Regions from separate parts of the Homo sapiens genome. Here region 2 is linked to region 1. A link is an interaction called in ENCODE POLR2A ChIA-PET data of the cell type or tissue named here. Cell type or tissue: MCF 10A. All regions are shown on one strand. Each heading gives the region's core, and the rest is flanking DNA. Links, peaks and the distances in the headings are about the cores only. Region 1 has its middle 12 kb from the start of LASTR. Region 2 has its middle 33 kb from the start of CALML5.

Region 1 (8,329 bases), core at 189-8,188:
TTTCTATAAAGAAATAAGGAGGGGCCATCAAGACTTTTGCCCATTTTTTAATTGGGCTGTTTGTGTTTTTATTATTAGGTTGTAGGAGTTCTTTATAAATTCTCATAAATCCTTTGTCAGACACAGGTTTTGCAAATGCAAATATTTTTCTGAGTCTGTGGCTTGTCCATTATGACGCTTGCTTTGATGAGCAGAAGTTTTTAATTTTTTTAACGTCTAATTCATTAACTGTTTATTTCATGGTTATTGTTTTCTGTATTCTAACAAAGAAATCTTTGTCTGCTCCTTGACCACAAAGATATTATCCTTCATTTCCCATTTTCTTCAAAAAGCTTTTATGGGTTTTGCTTTCATATTTGAGTTTATGACCAATCTTGACTTAATTTTGTGTATGGCGAGGGAATAGTCAAAGTTAATGTTTTTCCCATGGATATTCAGCTGTTCCAGAACCATTTTTTGGGGAGGGGATGTTTTGTTTGTTTGTTTGTTTGTTGTTTTTTGAGATGGAGTCTCTCTCTTGTTGCCCAGGCTGGAGTGCAATGGCGCAGTCTCAGCTCACTGCAACCTATGCCTCCCGGGTTCAAGTGATTCTCCTGCCTCAGCCTCCCAAGTAGCTGGGATTACAGGTGCCCCCATCCCCCGGCCTGGCTTATTTTTGTATTTTTAGTAGAGATGGGGTTTCACCATGTTGGCCAGGCTGGTCTCGAACTCCTGACCTCAGGTGATCCGCCTGCCTTGGCCTCCCAAAGTGCTGGGATTACAGGCATGATGAGCCACCACGCCTGACCACCACCACCATTTGTTGAAAAGGCCATCCTTTCCCTGTTGAATTGCTTTGATAATTTTGTCAACAGTCAATTGTTCATGTCAGTGTGGGTCTACTTCTGAGCTCCACTCATCTATTTGTCTATTCTTAGGTCAATACCACACTATTTAAATAGCTAGCTTTACAGTAAAACTTGATGTTAGGTAGTGTAAGCTCTCCAACTTTTTCTTCTTTTCCTAAATTGTTTTGCCTATTCTAAGTCTCTACATTTCCAAATTTTAAAATTCATTTGTCAATTTATATTTGTTTTAAATGAAAGCCTATTGGGATTGTGTTGAAGCCATACTTCAGCTTAGGGGGAACTGACATATTAATACTGAGTTGTCCAATCCATGAACATAGTATATCTTTCCATGTATTTACATCTTCTTTAATTTCTCTCAGCATCATCTTGTGTTTTCAGTATTGATATTGAATATTTCCCATCTTTTATTAATCTGTTGCTAATTATCTTATGTTTTTTGACACTATTGTAAATGGAATTGGTTTTTTAAATATCAGTTCCCAAATGTTTGGTGCTACTATATGAAAATACAATTGATTTTTGTATCTTGACCTTTCTTCAGAAGTGTTTTAATGGGATCTGAAAGAAGAAGTGAGAGAGGTTTAATGAATCAGCCTGTACCTGAACAGGAAGAGAGAAAATGAACAGAAAGGGAACTGACATGCATCGAGTTCTCTATCTGCAAAGCACTCTGCTGGAAATTTTTCATACTTAATTTTCACAGCAACCCTGTGAAGTTGGTTGTTATCCATGTTTTACAGATAAGGAAAGGAAGTGCTCCAGGACCCCACAGGTAGCAAGTGGCAGCCAGGATTCAACCAGAGCTTTTGAGCCCTAAACCCTGCATTCCTCTCGGTATACAGCGCTGCCACGATGCCGCAGAGCAATAGCATGTCAAGTGCTCGCAGGATGGATGCATAAAGAGGTGGCAGCTTACATCAAAGCCAGGTGACCTCCCGTCCAGCTCCTGCAGCCAGGAGGTGTGAGATCCCTGGTGGGCACATAGAGCTAAAGTTCTCCCACCTGTTCTTTCTAGGGCTTAAGCTGCCATGAGCCAATAGGCATGGATGGATGTGATATCCACAGCATGGTGAGCCATGGGCAACAGGGGCATGACCTAGTCCTGACCACACTGGGCCAGCACCAGGCCGGCCATGCCTCCCCAGAGCCTCCCTGGTCTGGGAAGTTTGTGGGCAGGATAGCAGAGCTGTGAGGATCAGTTCCACCTTGCAGATGAAAGAGTACCCTGAGGCCCAGACAGAACCCAAGTGCTGAGCCCGAGAAGCGAAAATCAGCACTTGGGCTTTGTTCCCCAAACCTCTCCTAACATGAGCATCACCGGGGGCAATTTTTCTAAAGCAGATTCCCAGATAACTTCCCCAGAGTTTCTGATTCAGTAGGTCTGAGATGCGGCTCAGGAATCTGTGCTCTAAGCTGCCGAGTGATTCTTCCAATCAGGATATTCTGAGAAACATGAAGTTACTGCTTCCTTAAGGGATTAGGGAAAAACCTGCAGATTGGATGGGAATGAAACAGACCTCCTACCAGAAGTGAGGTAAAGGTCGAAGCCTGTGCTCAGGCAAGCGAGCTGCGTGAGTACCTAAAATGTGTAGGGGATTCCCTCTTCGATGAGTAAAACGGCCAGAGCTCGGCTCTTAGGAAGGTTAACTCCTGAAATGTTGGGTGGGGTCAGGGAGGGACGCCATGGAGAAAAGGGCTTGGCTATGACTCTCAAAGCCTTCAAAGGAAAATGCCCCCCTCTGGCTCCCCAGGATATGGCAGCACAAGACGTCCAGTGGGTAACTGGAAAGAAACCGTCCCAGGGCTCGTCACAAATCACTGCCCAACCAATGAATCACAGGTTATCTAGACAGGCTGAATTCACCACCTTTGCCCATTGGCCGCTTAGGTGCTGAGGCCGCAGGATCTGCCAGCACAGGACCATCAGTTCCCTCCCGTGCCTTATTTACATTTCATTTTATTATTTTTTTAAATTTTATTTTAGAGACATGGGGACTTGTGTCGCGCAGGCTGGAGTGCGGTGGCACAATCACAGCTCACTGCAGCCTCCACCTCCTGAGCTCAAGAGAGCCTCCCACCTCAGCCTCCTGAGTAGCTAGATTACAGGCACGTGTCACCACCCCTGGCTAATTTTCTTTTAATCTTTTGAGGCTGATGTTCTGGTACGTGGGAAAGGAGAGGGAAAGGGGCTGCAGAAGAGAATGAGAGAAAGGGAGGAAGGAATTGAAGACATTCAAGTGTGAGTGGGGAAATGCATAAAAGAGAAAAGGCTACGCAGGGCCAAGTGGACCCCTGAAAACACAGACACAGAGCAGGCACATGCTGGTGGTGCATGGCAGGGCGCTGTGCTGGGGGCTGTCCCGGCCTGGAGAGGGGCAGAGGGATTGCAGTTGACATGTCAACAATCGCTCCTGAATGGCAAGCCCGAGCCCTCCCCTCCACTCCTTCACTCCTGAAGTCCGGTCAAGAGGCTCCAGGCTCTTTTTTGTTACCTTTTTCCGCACCACTGGTTGCCCTGGCAACAGCCGCAGCTGGCCCGTCTCCCAAATCACAAGCTGTAATGAGAATCTCAGGCAGGTTTGTTCTGCTCTGCTGGCTCGCAGACAATAGGTGGAACGCTGGCCCACAGCTGTGGTTTCAGAACCTGTCCCCGAGGATGCCCCGCAAGTAAGGGGAGGGAACAGGGTCTGGGAGGAAAGGTGAGAAAGGGCTCAGCTAAGAGAGAAGGCAGCGGAGGAAACAGGAATGTCCTGGAACTTCCCTACCACCACCTCTGGGACAAACCGGCTGGATGGGAGTGCACAGTGGATGGATCCATAGCTGAATACACAGCAGCACCTAAAGGAAGTGTCTGCCCAGCCCCCAGCCTGCGCCTGCGCCTCCACTGTTCTCACCCAGCGGCTTCAGTGAAAACACGCTGTCCAGATCCACAAATGACCCAAAGCTTCCAGGGAGAGCAAATGTGCTGCAGGCGACAGAGCTGGTATTCATAAAAGAGACCATATTCGATTGGAACAGTGGGCGGAAACTAATAATTTTGAGAAAGATATAGGAAAAGTTGGCTGAACAGAAATTGTCTCGAGAGGCCGGGCGCGGTAGCTCAGGCCTGTAATCCTAGCACTTTGGAAGGCTGAGGCAGGTGGATCACTTGAGGTTAGGAGTTTGAAACCAGCCTGACCGACATGGTAGAACCCCGTCTGTACTAAAAATACAAAAACAAATGGCCAGGCATGGTGGCGGGCACCTGTAATCCCAGCTACTTGGGAGGCTGAGGCAGGAGAATTGTTTGAACCCAGGAGGTGGAGGTTGCAGTGAGCCAAGATCACGCCACTTCACTCCAGCCAGAGCGAGACTCCGTCTCAAAAAAAAAAAAAGAAAAGAAAAAAGAAATTGTCTCGAGAGTCCAAATCACTCGCAAGCTCAGTGCACATCAACAGGGACGCAGCAGCTTAGAACACAGACGCAAGCGGGAGGCACGTGTGCCAGTGTGTCACTGCAGCCCATTCTTTGCCTGGTGGCTGAGCACCCCTCAGGTAAAGTGTATGGGGTCTTAGAAGTCAAGTTGGTGGATGCAGTTTGAATTCAGCTTCCAGTATTTAAAATGTTTGTAATTGTATAAATCAGAGGCTGTGTAATGTTGGGGTCAAAAGCAGGAATGCTGGAGCCAAACTAACTGGGTGTGAATCCCAGTGTTTATAAGCTGTGTATCCTTGAGGAAGTTACTTCACCTCTCTGAGTGTCAGTTGCCTCATCTATACAATGGAGGCAATAGCACTGCCTCCCTCCTAGGGTTTCAGTGAGAATTGAGTCAGTGACTCTAGGTAAAACACTCAGAAGAATGCCGGCACACCGAAAGTGCAAATTCTGGTTGCTAATGGTATTAGTGACTCAGCTGTTGCTTTCAAAAGGTTGATGAGTTGTTTTTGCCTGGAGGGCCCTGGACTCGGAATGCCTGGCCACCCTCAATACTCTCGAACCTAAACTCCTAGTCACCCTTGTATGGTCAGGCTGTGTCTGGCCACTCCCGACAGGAGGTGAGTAAGAGGGACCAATGACCCTCTCCCCAGAGCAGCCCGAGGCCACATGCACCAGCCCATGGTGCTCCTATGGCCCTTGGAGAGCCCCACTAAGGAAGGGCTGTCCCTCTGCTGGCTGGTCCGTGGGGACCCAGTATTCTGAGGACTCACAGCTGCTGAGGAAACACACTTCCACTACCAGCTTCACACCCAGCACGTGCGGGAGCCGTGGAAAGCCACCACCCTTGTCTCCCTTCCTTAGCTAGGAACCCTCTCTTCTTCTTCACTGGGTCTTGGGAAGACTGGAGAGGGCTTTACCCCCTGAGAATGGAACATTGTATAATCATCTACTTGTTCAGAGGAGAGAAATCCTACTCCAGCTCAATCTCTAGAAGAGATTTCTGTAGGCAGCCCAGCACTTCAGCTCAGACGCCATCGCACGCTGGGACCTTAGCCAAATCCTCTTGTTCTTAATTTCTCCCCATCAACACGAGAGTGTTGATTTCAGGGGAGCCTGGAAACTTCTCCATCCACCCAGACTTGTTGGAGAGGCGACTTGCACAGTGCTTTGCAGAAACACAGGTCTCTGTTTTCAGGAGTTGCTCTCGGGAAGGTGAAGCTGTGATCTTTGAAAGCTTTGTAAAGTTCCCTGCATTTCAGAATCACATTCTTTCCCATTTGCCTTTCCCACAAACCCAAAACAGATTTGGAGCAATGGAAACCATGCTTAGAAAAAAAAACCCTCATGATGGAAAACTGCCAAACCTCATCTTCAAAACTAAATGTGGTCTCATCCCAGTTGTCAAGGCCCAATTTTGTATTTTACTCTTGTATTATTTATTTTGCAAACACTGCAGGTGTGTGACGCCAGATGCTGTTCTAAGAGCTTTGCAAACAGTGACTCATTTCATCCTTATAACAACTCCATAAAGGAGACACTGTTGTTATCTTCATCCTCATTTTTGGAGGGGTAAACTGAGGCATGGTACATGACCCATAAGTAACTAGGGATTTAGACCAGGCAGCAAACTCCAGAGTCCATGGTCTTAACCCACAGTGCTGCCTTTCACTCTGCCATGCTTGCTTGCCTTTTCCATGTAGACTAGAATCTTCTAGAAAGCAGAGATAGTGTCTTCATAAAACATCTGTGAAAGGAAAATACATTTTGGGACCCTAAAATCGCTAATCCAAAGGGAAAAGTCAAGCTGGGAACTGCATCAGGCAAACCTGCCTCCTATTTTATTCGTAAATAAGATCACTACACAGACAAAAATTTACATACCTTGCTCACAATTTACCCACAAGGAAATTCCTCGTGGACAAAGAACAGATGGAACTCAAAGTCATCCCTCTGTTCATATGAGACCAGTGTATATGTGATGGTTTCCTCTGCTCTATTGTCTATGTAAAAACGCAGATTCACTGAGCCAGACTGAGGCATCAGTGATTGTTCCCCTACCCCTCTCTCACATGTAAATTGTGTATTCAGTGAAAGGCTAATTTGAGTTAATCAGAAACTCAAAAGAATGCAACTGTTTGTCTCTTATCTACCTATAACCTGGGAGCCCCCACTTTGAGTTGCCCCACCTTTCTGGACCAAACCAATGTACATCTCACACATATTGATTGATGTCTCATGTCTCCCTAAAATGTATAAAACCAAGCTGAGTCCCAAACACCTTGGGCACCTGTTGTCAGGACCTCCTGAGGCTGTGTCACGGGCATGTCCTTAACCTTGGCAAAATGAACTTTCGAAATGGATTGAGACCTGTCTCAGATACTTTTGGGTTCACACATCTTACAGTGAGTCCTGCAGGCCCCTGACAAATGCCTTGTGATGACGTTGGCAGCTGTTCGCAGCAGCAGCAATGACTGAGAGGTGTCCTTCACCTCCATCTCACTAATTAGACACCACAGCTCTGGGAAGCAGGGGAAACCAGCCATCTCTGCTGGGGCAGCCGCTTCCTACAACCCGCCCAAGTGCCCTGCAAATGACAATGACGGCAGCTCCTGCCCTGAGAAGGGCCTGGGCACGGGAGGGGAACAGTCTCAGGATGCCTGTTCTACTAGGGGAGGGGGCGCAGCTTCCCAGAGGCTCATGGCCTGACTTCTGACCTTCCTGAAACCTGCACCACCGCCCCCTTCCAGCTTCCCTGACTGCAAAACAGCATCTTCTCTTGCATTGTTCTTTGAGGAAATTTGGCAGCAGGCATGGAAAATGTTTCCTCCAGGCCCCCAGCTCAGCACATGAAAGGCAGGCTGCTGTCTGCGGGGCCCCCAGACGCCACTGGATTCCCGGCCAGAACTTGCAGCTCAGGGAGTGGCCCTGTCTCTTTTGTTATGACCCCTCCTCGAGATGCCAAGCTGGCGGGGGAACAACAGCTGGCACTGGCCGGGCTGGCTCTGAGTTCCCCTCTCACAGCTCACCTAGCCTGAGCCCCTGGGACCAGGTGGGGCTGCTCCAGGACCAGGAGCACCTCCGGGGGCTGCAGCCATGTCCTCGGGAATGTCAGAGGCCTGATGCTGGCAGGGGCTTCACTCACACGCCACGCATGGCAGGAGGGGCGAGCGCTCCCCAGGCCTGGCTGTTGTTTATTCCCCTCCTTGCCCCTGTTGGGGGGTTGACTTTGAGCACTGACATCAGAGTTTCATTTCGAGAGACCCTCAGTGTTCACTAGAGCAAGGTCTGCTCTGCAGAATATGACAGCCAGGCGCCCCCTCCTACCGTAGACTTGGGGTCCTCACCCAGGGGCCCTCAGAGACCGGTGGGTGAAGACTGACGTGTGACTCTACTGGAAAAATGACGAGGTGACAGGCACCACCCTCGTGGCTTTGCACTCAGCTAGTAGGCAGCTTCTCTCCAGTGCTGGACTGTTCCTGCATCCCTGTCCAGAAACCAGAGGGCATTTTGAAGGTGACGCAAACACATCATGTCCCACTGGCATTGTGACCTCAGGTACGAGGTTGTGTTTTCACAGCAACCCTGCACAATAGATGGGGTTGGAATTTCATTATGCCCACTGGACAGATGTGAAAACTGAGACCCAGAGAAGCGATCCATCAAAGGGCAGCCACTCTGCCGCTCATTCCAAGTGCTTTTCCCTTTTATGCCCTACCACCAAGTAAGGCCACCCATGTACTGGTGAGGGAAGCGAGGAGGAGAGTCATGAGGAATTCGACAGAATTGCACAGCCCTGAGGGAAAGAACCTCTTTGAATTTGGGGCCCCTTCCCAGCCTTCTGGGACCCCCTGTAGTCAGAATAAAGGCAGGTGTCACCAGCCTCAGTTGTCCCCCAACTCCACTCCACATAGAACCCACCCAGAACTTAGCAAGTACTTCCTCTCTGTCCAGAAGACCCCTCTCCTGTTACTCCCTGTCTGTTTCCTCTGCTAGGCACGGGACGCTTCTAGCCGAGGCCACCTTTCCTAAAGGAGACCCAGGGACATGCAGCCACTGTCAGC
Region 2 (8,329 bases), core at 110-8,109, 120 kb before region 1:
CTGATAATCTCCCATAGAATCGACATTGCTCAACAGCTGCTGCTGGGGGCGGGTGGGATAGCCTTTTGTTTTCCTCTTTCACTGGGCAGGACAAGCAGGGACAGATCTATCAAGTTAGACCTGGAAACCCACATGGATCACTTAGTCTGATCCCCTTTGCCAGCTGAGGAACCTGAAATCTACAAACATCAAGTGAATTGCCCAAGATCAGGCAGCTGGCTTGTGGCAAAGCTGAGATTAAATGCATCTGAGTGCCCCTGTATTTGTTGTTCTTCCTTCCCTCCTTCACCTTGTCCCACCAGGCACCGGCTTTTCCTCTCCCGTCCAGCCTGCCCTCCCTCCAGCCTGAGATGTGGTCCCCCTGCCCCATTCTACCCTACCCCAAACTCCCAGGCCATGCTCTAAATGCTGGGCTCAGTGGTGCCCTCCCAGGGCAAAGCAGCTCTTTACCATGCATGCTCCCCACCTCCGATTCTCCCCCAAGTACCAGTATCCAGGGTCGGCCTCCTAAACCTGCACCCCTTCCCCCTCCATCATCAGCTCACACAACTGCACTCGTGCCCAGACGTCCCTGCTCCCTTTGCACGCTGACTCCCCAGCTTTCTCTAGGCCACCCCCACCCCCACCTTCCTCTAAGCCACCCTCAACCCCAGCTCCCATCTCCAGCAGCCGGCAGCTTCCAGGAGTAATTCATCAGATTCAACCTCGGCAGCACCTGGAACACCTCCTCCGCTCTTGGGTACCAGCACACTCTCCTCATCTCCTACCGCCCTCGCCTCTTCTCCCTTTGGACCTCTGTTCTTCCAGACCTGTAAATGTTGGAAAGCCATGGCTTAGTTCCCAGACATCTTGTTTTATCTACTGGGGAGTTTGATCCATCCCATGGCTTTAACCACCAACACCTGACAACTTCCAGATTTACATCTCCAGTTCTGACCACCCCTCTGAGCTCCTGACTTGCTACCCAGATCCTACTTGACATGTCCTCTTCAAGTCTGATGTGCTTCATGCTTAACAGAACCCGAGAGGACTCTAGCTTTTCCATCCTGAATCCTCTGCACCCCCAGTCTTCCACATCTTAGTAAACGGCGCCACTCTCCACCCATTCTTGATTCCTCTACTTTACTCATGCTCCCTGACCACTCCATCCATAGGCTGTGTCAGCTCCGTGATGCATTCAGAATTCTACCACTTCCCACTGCCTTCATTGTTCCAAACACTATTAGCTGCAGAAAGCTCTTGCCTGAAGTACAGCATTAGCCTTTCACGGGTCCCCAAACTCTCACCATTCTTCAATCCATCCTCCATATAGCAGCCAAATGATCTTTCTAAAGCAAAAATTAGATAATGATAAAATATCGATTTAGTAAAATATTAGAGCTTTAAACATATTTCTTCTGATGCTAAAATTATACATTTTTATCATGGAAAATTAGGAAAATTCAGGAAAGTATGAAAAAGAAGTTACTTCAAGAGAATGAGAACACAAGCCACGGATTATAAGAAAATATTTGCAAAAGACACACCAGATGAAGGGCAGTTATCCACAATATGCAAAGAACTCTTAAAACTCAACAATAAGAAAATGACCCAATTAAAAAACTCACAAAAGACCTGAACAGACATCTCACCAAAGAAGATATACAGGCTTGGCGCAGTGGCTCACGCCTGTAATCCCAATACTTTGGGAGGCCAAGGCGGTGGATCACTTGAGGCCAGGAGTTTGAGACCAGCCTGGCCAACATGATGAAACCCCTTCTTTGCTAAAAATACAAAAATTAGCCAGGCATGGTGGCACAGGCCTCTAATCCCAGCTACTTGGAAGGCTGAGGCACGGGTTGCAGTGAGCTGAGACTGCACTACTGCTCTCTAACCTAGGTGACAAAGTGAAACTCTGTCTCAAAACAAACCAAAAAAAAAAAAAGAAGAAGATATACGGATGGCAAATAGGCAAATGAAAAGATGTTCTACATCATATGTCATTAGGGAATTGCAAATTAAAACGACAATGAGATCGCGCTTCACACCAATTAGAATGTCAAGTTCCAAAACACTGACAACATCAGCTGCTGGCAAGGATGTGGAACAACAGGAACGCTCATTCACTGCTGGTAGGAATGCAAAATGGAAGCCAGTTTGGCAGCTTCTTTAAAAAACTAAACATGCTCTTACCCTGCAATCCAGCAATCTTGCTCCTTGGTATTTGCCCAATTGAGTTGAAAACTTATATCCACACAGAAACCTGCACACAGATGTTTATAGCAGCTTTATTCATACTTGCCAAAACTTGGAAGGAACCAAGATGTTCTTCAGCAGGTGCTACGTATGGTCTGAATGTGTCCATGAAAATTTGTATGTTGAAACTTAATGGTCAATGTGATAGTAGTAAGAAGTGGGGCCTTTAGGAGGTGATTAAGTGATGAGGCCAGAGCCCTCACAGGTGGGATTAGAGCCCTTATAAAAAGGCTGGGGAGAGTGAGAAGGTTCTTTCCTTTCCATTTCTTCTGCCATGTGAGGACAAAGTGTCCACCTCCCCCAGAGGACGCAGCAACAAGGCACCATCTTGGAAAACAAGAGAGCAGCCCTCCCCAGACAACAAATCTGCCAACAACTTCATTTTGGACTTTCCTGCCTCCAGAACTATGAGACATGAATTTTTTTTCTTTATAAATTACCTAGTCTCCAATGTTTCATTATAGCAGCACGAACAGACTAAGACAGTAGTGAATGGATGAACGAACTGTGGAACATGCAGACAATGGAATACGATTCAGCACTGAAAAGAAATGGGCTATCAAGCTGTGCGAAGACACAGAACACTGAATGCATATGACTAAGTGAAAGAAGCCCACCTGAAAAGCTTACTTCCTATAAGACTCCAACTACGGGACATTCTGATAAAGGCAAAACTATGGAGACAGTGCAAAGATCAGTAGTCGCCAGGGGTTGGGGGAAGAAAGGGATGAGTAGGCAGAGTGCAGAGGATTTTTAGGGCAGGGAAACAACTCAGTATGATCAGTATGATGCTATCATGGTGGAGCTATGTCGTTATACATTTGTCCAAACCCACACGATGTACAACACCAAGAACGAGCCTTCAGGTAAACTGTCGACTCTGGGTGACAATGAAGTGTCCATGTAGCTTCACCGATTGTAACAAACGCACCATCTGGTAGGGATGTTGATGGCGGAGGAGGCTTGAGAACTCTGTACTTAGCACTCAATTTAACTATGAACATAAAACTTCTTTAAAACATAAAGTCAATAAAAAAAATCCAGACCCAGAAAAATAGATGGCATTAGTACACTTCCTTCAAGTCATATCTATGGAGATCAAAACTGGAATGATACCATGCAAATTCTACAAACGCTGAATTTAAATGCTGAGCAAAGCGGCCCAGGCTGTTTTCATCTGGAGGTCTGGGCTGCAACCTCTCACTCTCAGACAATAACTACTTAGGAAAATTCGACATCCAGAGGCCTAGGAGCCTCAGGGCCCAACCCCAGGCCGCCCTAGCCTGTGCGGGTGAACCTTTCACTGGGGTGGGCGGGGAGCGGGGTTGCAAAAGAACCAGGTAAAAGGCAAGGACTGGCGTTTTCCTAAATCACAGCCTTCAGCAGCAGCACCCTGATCTGGGCGATGAGGGAACTTACAGCCTCGCCCTCCTCCCCCAGGCAAGTCTGTGGGTGTCCCTGGGCTCTGCTCCAGGTAACCTGGAGTCAACCAACCTGGGGACAGATTCCCCTTGTCTTTGTATCTCCTCTTCCCGGCCTCATGGCAGAGAGGAAGCAGGCCGCCTGCTGCAGTCAGAAACACAGCCCTCTCCTCTCTCAGTCCACTCTGAAGTCGCCCAGAGCTGCAGCCCCAGACTCCTCCCCAGCAGGGCTGAGCGATGAGATCAGGAGGGTCGGGCTGCAGCCTTTGGCTGGTGCATTTCTCTCTCCCCTGCAGGCCCCACTCTCCACAGTTCAAACCACAACTGTTCATTGAAGAACGTGACTTGAGAAGTTGGCGCCAGGCCTCCCTCCACGCCTGGAAACTGCTGCAGGGCTGGAGAAACGTCTGCTGTCTGACATCACTTACCTTTGCCAACTACAATCACAGGCCTCGCTGTCCCCACCCCTTAGGCAGACTCTTAGGCAGGTTCTCTTTGTCTTGGGCGATTTCCAGGTGTGAGCTCAGCCCTCTGCTCCCTACCCAAGGTGGGGGAAGGGAAGGAAAGAAGCCAGGAGGGACTGTCAAGGAGGGGAGGGGGAGGCCGGGAGGGCCAGGGCCTCCCAGGGCAACTCTGATAAAGGGGAACAAGACATCAATGGGGCTGACGTAGCCTGCAGGCCTCTCCTGTTTTCTATCACATTGCAAAACTTCACGCGTGCCTCTCTGTGCACCGGGCAGGAGGGTTAGGATTAGCAGAATGTCTCTGCCCACTAGGAATATATAATCCAAGACAGGCAGCTCTGAAACAGACAGACCACAGGGAGAGGCCTCGGCAGCTCACACACCACGCGTACAAATGAATAGATGGTGTGTTATTTTCCATCCATCAAATGCGCATAGATGTGCATTTTATGGGGTGGCAGATGGAACCGAAAGCTCAAAGCAGCCTTTAAACTTTCCAGCCCCAGCAGGCCCGTGAGTCCCTCGGGTTCTTTGCAGCCTCTGCTGATCCCTGTGGGTAGTACGCTCTTCCAAAACAAAGGAAAATGACACATGGGCCTATAAATACACATGCATGCACACCCTAGCTGAGAGCAAGTGGGGAGGGGGCCCGAAAGCCACGAAGCTATGTTCGCCTGCAGCGAAGGAGCCTGAGACAATCTTTTCCATGATGGAAACTATTTCTTTCATTCTGGCTGGCCCAACATTACACCCAGGTCCTCCAGGGCTGAGTCTCTCCAGAACTTTCTAATGAGCTTCTTGGTTGCAGTAACAAACAAGTTAACCATTGACTTAACAGGATTTTTACAAAGCAGGAGAAATTTTTTGTTGTTTTGGAAGGTTCTGGAATCCGGGCATACTGTGGAGAAATGACACCCTAACTCCGGCAGTGCCCAGCACCTTGAATCTTCTGACCAGCCAGGCCGGCTGTGCCTTTGCTCACTGTGGTCCCCCTGCCTGCAGGGCTGTGCCTCCCCCTCCCCAACACCCTCTGCCGGGATCCCCTGTACCCCTCCACATGCAGCTGAGCCTTCCCTTTCCCAGGCAGCCTTCCCTGAGTCCCTGGGGAAGCCCATTCTTTACTTGCTGGGCCCCACCCCATGCTCTGGTCTTAGGTTCCTGCCCCCAACATCAAACACTTCCCAGGTTGGGTGTTGCCCTCTCTACAAGTCTCCAAGTCTATTGGTCTGTGTGTCCCCCTAAACTACCACTTTGCGTGACACAGAATGTGTTCAAACTTGTTTGCTGAGTGAGCTGTAAAGACTGACTGATTTCAGCTCTGCATGAGCCAGAGTCCATGGCTCAGCGAACAAGCTGCTCAGGGACTCAGAGCCTCTCAGACCCAGCATTCCAGGAGCCAGCCTTCCAGGAGGCCTCAGAGGACCTCACCTCCCAGGATTCACACCCTTCCCACAAGGTGTCAGGGCCAGTAACTTAGAGCAAGGCCAACAGAGTAAGATAAAAGGGATAGAATGTGATTTCGGAGGCTACACCATAAGAGACAGTTCTGCCTCTGCTTACCCTGTCCAGGACCTCCTGCTCTGGAGGAAGCCAGTATTCATAAGGACACTTGAGCTCCCCTGCAGAGAGGTCCAAGACAGGAAAAACTGAGGCCTCCCGCAGACAGCCAGCACCCACTGCCTGCTGCAGGAGGGAGCCCCAGTCGAGCCTTCAGATGATGGAGCCCCAGTCGAGCCTTCAGATGATGCAGCCCCACCTGCTGCTCTCTGGCTGCAGCCTCATGGGAGATGTTGAGACAGCCATCCAGCTGAGCAGCCCCCAGAGAAATGTGGGGGAATGCCTGTTTATTGTGCTTTGAAGCCTCGATTTTCATGTAGTCTGTTGTGCAGCAATGGGTAAGGACTCCAAGTCCTGAAAGTTGGCTGGGTTGTCACCATGGTGTGCACCACTGGGAAAGCCAGGCCAGAAGGAACTCATCAGAGCTCTCTAATTTGGCCCAAACCAGAGAGAATAAAGAAGCAGCAAATCTCAAGAAAAGGCACCAAGACCTCATCCCCTGAGGCCCAAAACAGAGGAGCAGGCCAAGCAGGCCACATAAACACTCATCAGGCATTGCTTGCAGTCTGAGGCCTGAGGCCGGCTGCCCTCTGTCCCTGGATCCCATGTCCCAGGGAACACCAGCAAATAAGCTGACCTTGAATGTCCCCATCTTACTCAACCTTGCTTCATTTCATGGCAGGGGAAACAGACCCAGGAGGGAATCAATGCATCTCTAGCAACAGCTCCTGGGTGGCTCGGACGTGGGGACAAGCACAGTTCCTCCCTCCAGCTCAGTGTTGGTCACACTGCCACCCCGGCCACACAATGAACAGTGTGGGGCTCAGTCGCTTTTCCTCCTTTCTCCCTCCACTCCCTCCCTCCTCCTTCCTCTGTCTCTTCTTCCTTCCCCCTCATCTCTCTCACACCAGAATGCTTCTGATCATCCTAATCCCCATGCATAACAACAGTGTAGGCTTTGTCAGATGCATGAGCATCATGGTTCAATAGAAACACAGTGAGAGCCACCGCTGATGCACACCCACTGTCTCACCCAGCCCTGCTCCTGCTCTCCGCAGGGTGCAGGAAAAGAACCGTAAGTGGAGGCCAGCAGCCCACAGTCTGTCCCCTTCCTCCCAACCCAGCTCTGTCCTGCACGGAGAGGCCTCGCACATGCCCTGCCCTCAACCCCATGTCTGCCCACATACCCTACACCCCACACAGCTAGTCCCACAGTCAGAAGCAAACACAGGAAGGGAAATCCAGCTCCCCTCAACCCCCGCCAGAAACACATTCTAAAAGTGGGGTGGATGCTCTGGCTGGCATGACCTCATGCCCCAGCAGGCTCTGGCCTCAGGGGATGTGGGAGGGCTGGAGAGACTCCCGCAGTCTTCACAGTGAGGGCCATCAGGAGCAGAGGCCCAACATCCAGGTCCCAGGAGAGGACTTTTCCAGGCACCTTAAACACAACCCACTATTTTATTTAATCCTCATGATGATTGAAGGTTTGAGGCTTCAGGGATGTGCTCAAGGTTGCCCGGTGGGCGGCAGAGCCAGGGGCGGCACACAGCTACGCCTGGTCCCACAGGCAGTCCGGATGCTAAGCCTTCCAGGTGCTGAGACCAATGGAGTGGGACAGGCGGCCCGGACCATGCCCACAAGGGAGGAGAGGAGGAGAAGAAAGAGGCTTAGGGTGGAGTCACTGCCGGGCCCTACCATGCCACTCAAGCCTAGAGTCCCAGGACGGCTCAGGACAGAGGGACCAGAGACAGGGCTCTCAGCCGCGAAAGCAGGCAGCCAGGGTACTGGGGGGATAGTCCAGGCCTAGCACCCCTGGCCCATCCTGCTACTGATCCACTCTGCTTCAGATCCCGGTTAAGCATGCGTGGGCAACCATGGGGCCGCGGGCAGACAGGTAGGGTCCCCCTCACGGAGGCCCTCCTGGGCTCTCTCCCGCTGCTGATCTGCAAGGCCCCAGATCGCCAGCCTCCAGGGAGAAACTCCTCCATGGTTTAGCCGTGTGTTTGCTCTAGAAGGGAGAAGCAAGCTCCCTGGAGGTGACAGAGCAGCAGCATCTCTGGCCCTTCTAGGGCCCTGCTTGGTGCTGCCTTACTTGGAAGGCCCAGAGTTGCATCAGTGGCTGCAGTGACAAAGCCCAAGGGGACAGTCCAGGAAACTAGCACCCCCATCTGCAGTGTCCATGATGACAGCCACCACCTGCCAGGACACCCTCCTCTGCCTGTGCCTAAGGTGGCTGGGAGCCAGGGCACGTGTTAGTGGACAGTGGTGAGTGGGTCCCACCAAGCCTGTGCCAGGGAGGACCCATGAGTGTTCGGTGCAAATGTTGGCGGCGCGGTGGCTGGAAGGAGCCTGTGATCATCACACATTTTTCCCAGTTTTAATTCCATGCATTCCCCATGATGCTGCATTGCTTCCATTTACTAACTTTATTTTCATTAATATAAGTTGTCAGGCCTCTGAGCCCAAGCTAAGCCATCGTATCCCCTGTGACCTGCACATACAATCCAGATGGCCGGTTCCTGCCTTAACTGATGACATTCCACCATAAAAGAAGTGAAAATGGCCTGTTCCTGCTTTAACTGATGACATAGTCTTGTGAAATTCCTTCTCCTGGCTCATCCTGGCTCAAAAGCTCCCCCACTGAGCACCTTG

What was found. Peaks named below come from ENCODE experiments on the same cell type or tissue, not always from the same donor. Only the 100,000 strongest peaks of a DNase experiment are listed, where the experiment ranks them.
Region 2: POLR2A ChIA-PET joins it to region 1 with 10 read pairs; 7 of 35 experiments call an interaction of 5 or more read pairs at or near these places.

The regions. Positions count from the first base shown.
Region 1 is chr10:5,580,368-5,588,696 of GRCh38, forward strand. No RefSeq gene overlaps it. Among named protein-coding and RNA genes, the nearest start is that of LASTR, 12 kb to the right of the region's middle. RefSeq lists enhancers at 3,037-3,565, 4,172-5,371, 7,054-7,861. In MCF 10A, for the core only: a CTCF peak has its summit at 2,601; DNase peaks (open chromatin) are centred at 3,414 and 4,734.
Region 2 is chr10:5,462,645-5,470,973 of GRCh38, forward strand. No RefSeq gene overlaps it. Among named protein-coding and RNA genes, the nearest start is that of CALML5, 33 kb to the right of the region's middle. RefSeq lists enhancers at 4,418-5,054, 6,884-7,455, 7,456-8,027, 8,028-8,329. In MCF 10A, for the core only: no CTCF peak of the experiment used is centred there; a DNase peak (open chromatin) is centred at 4,087.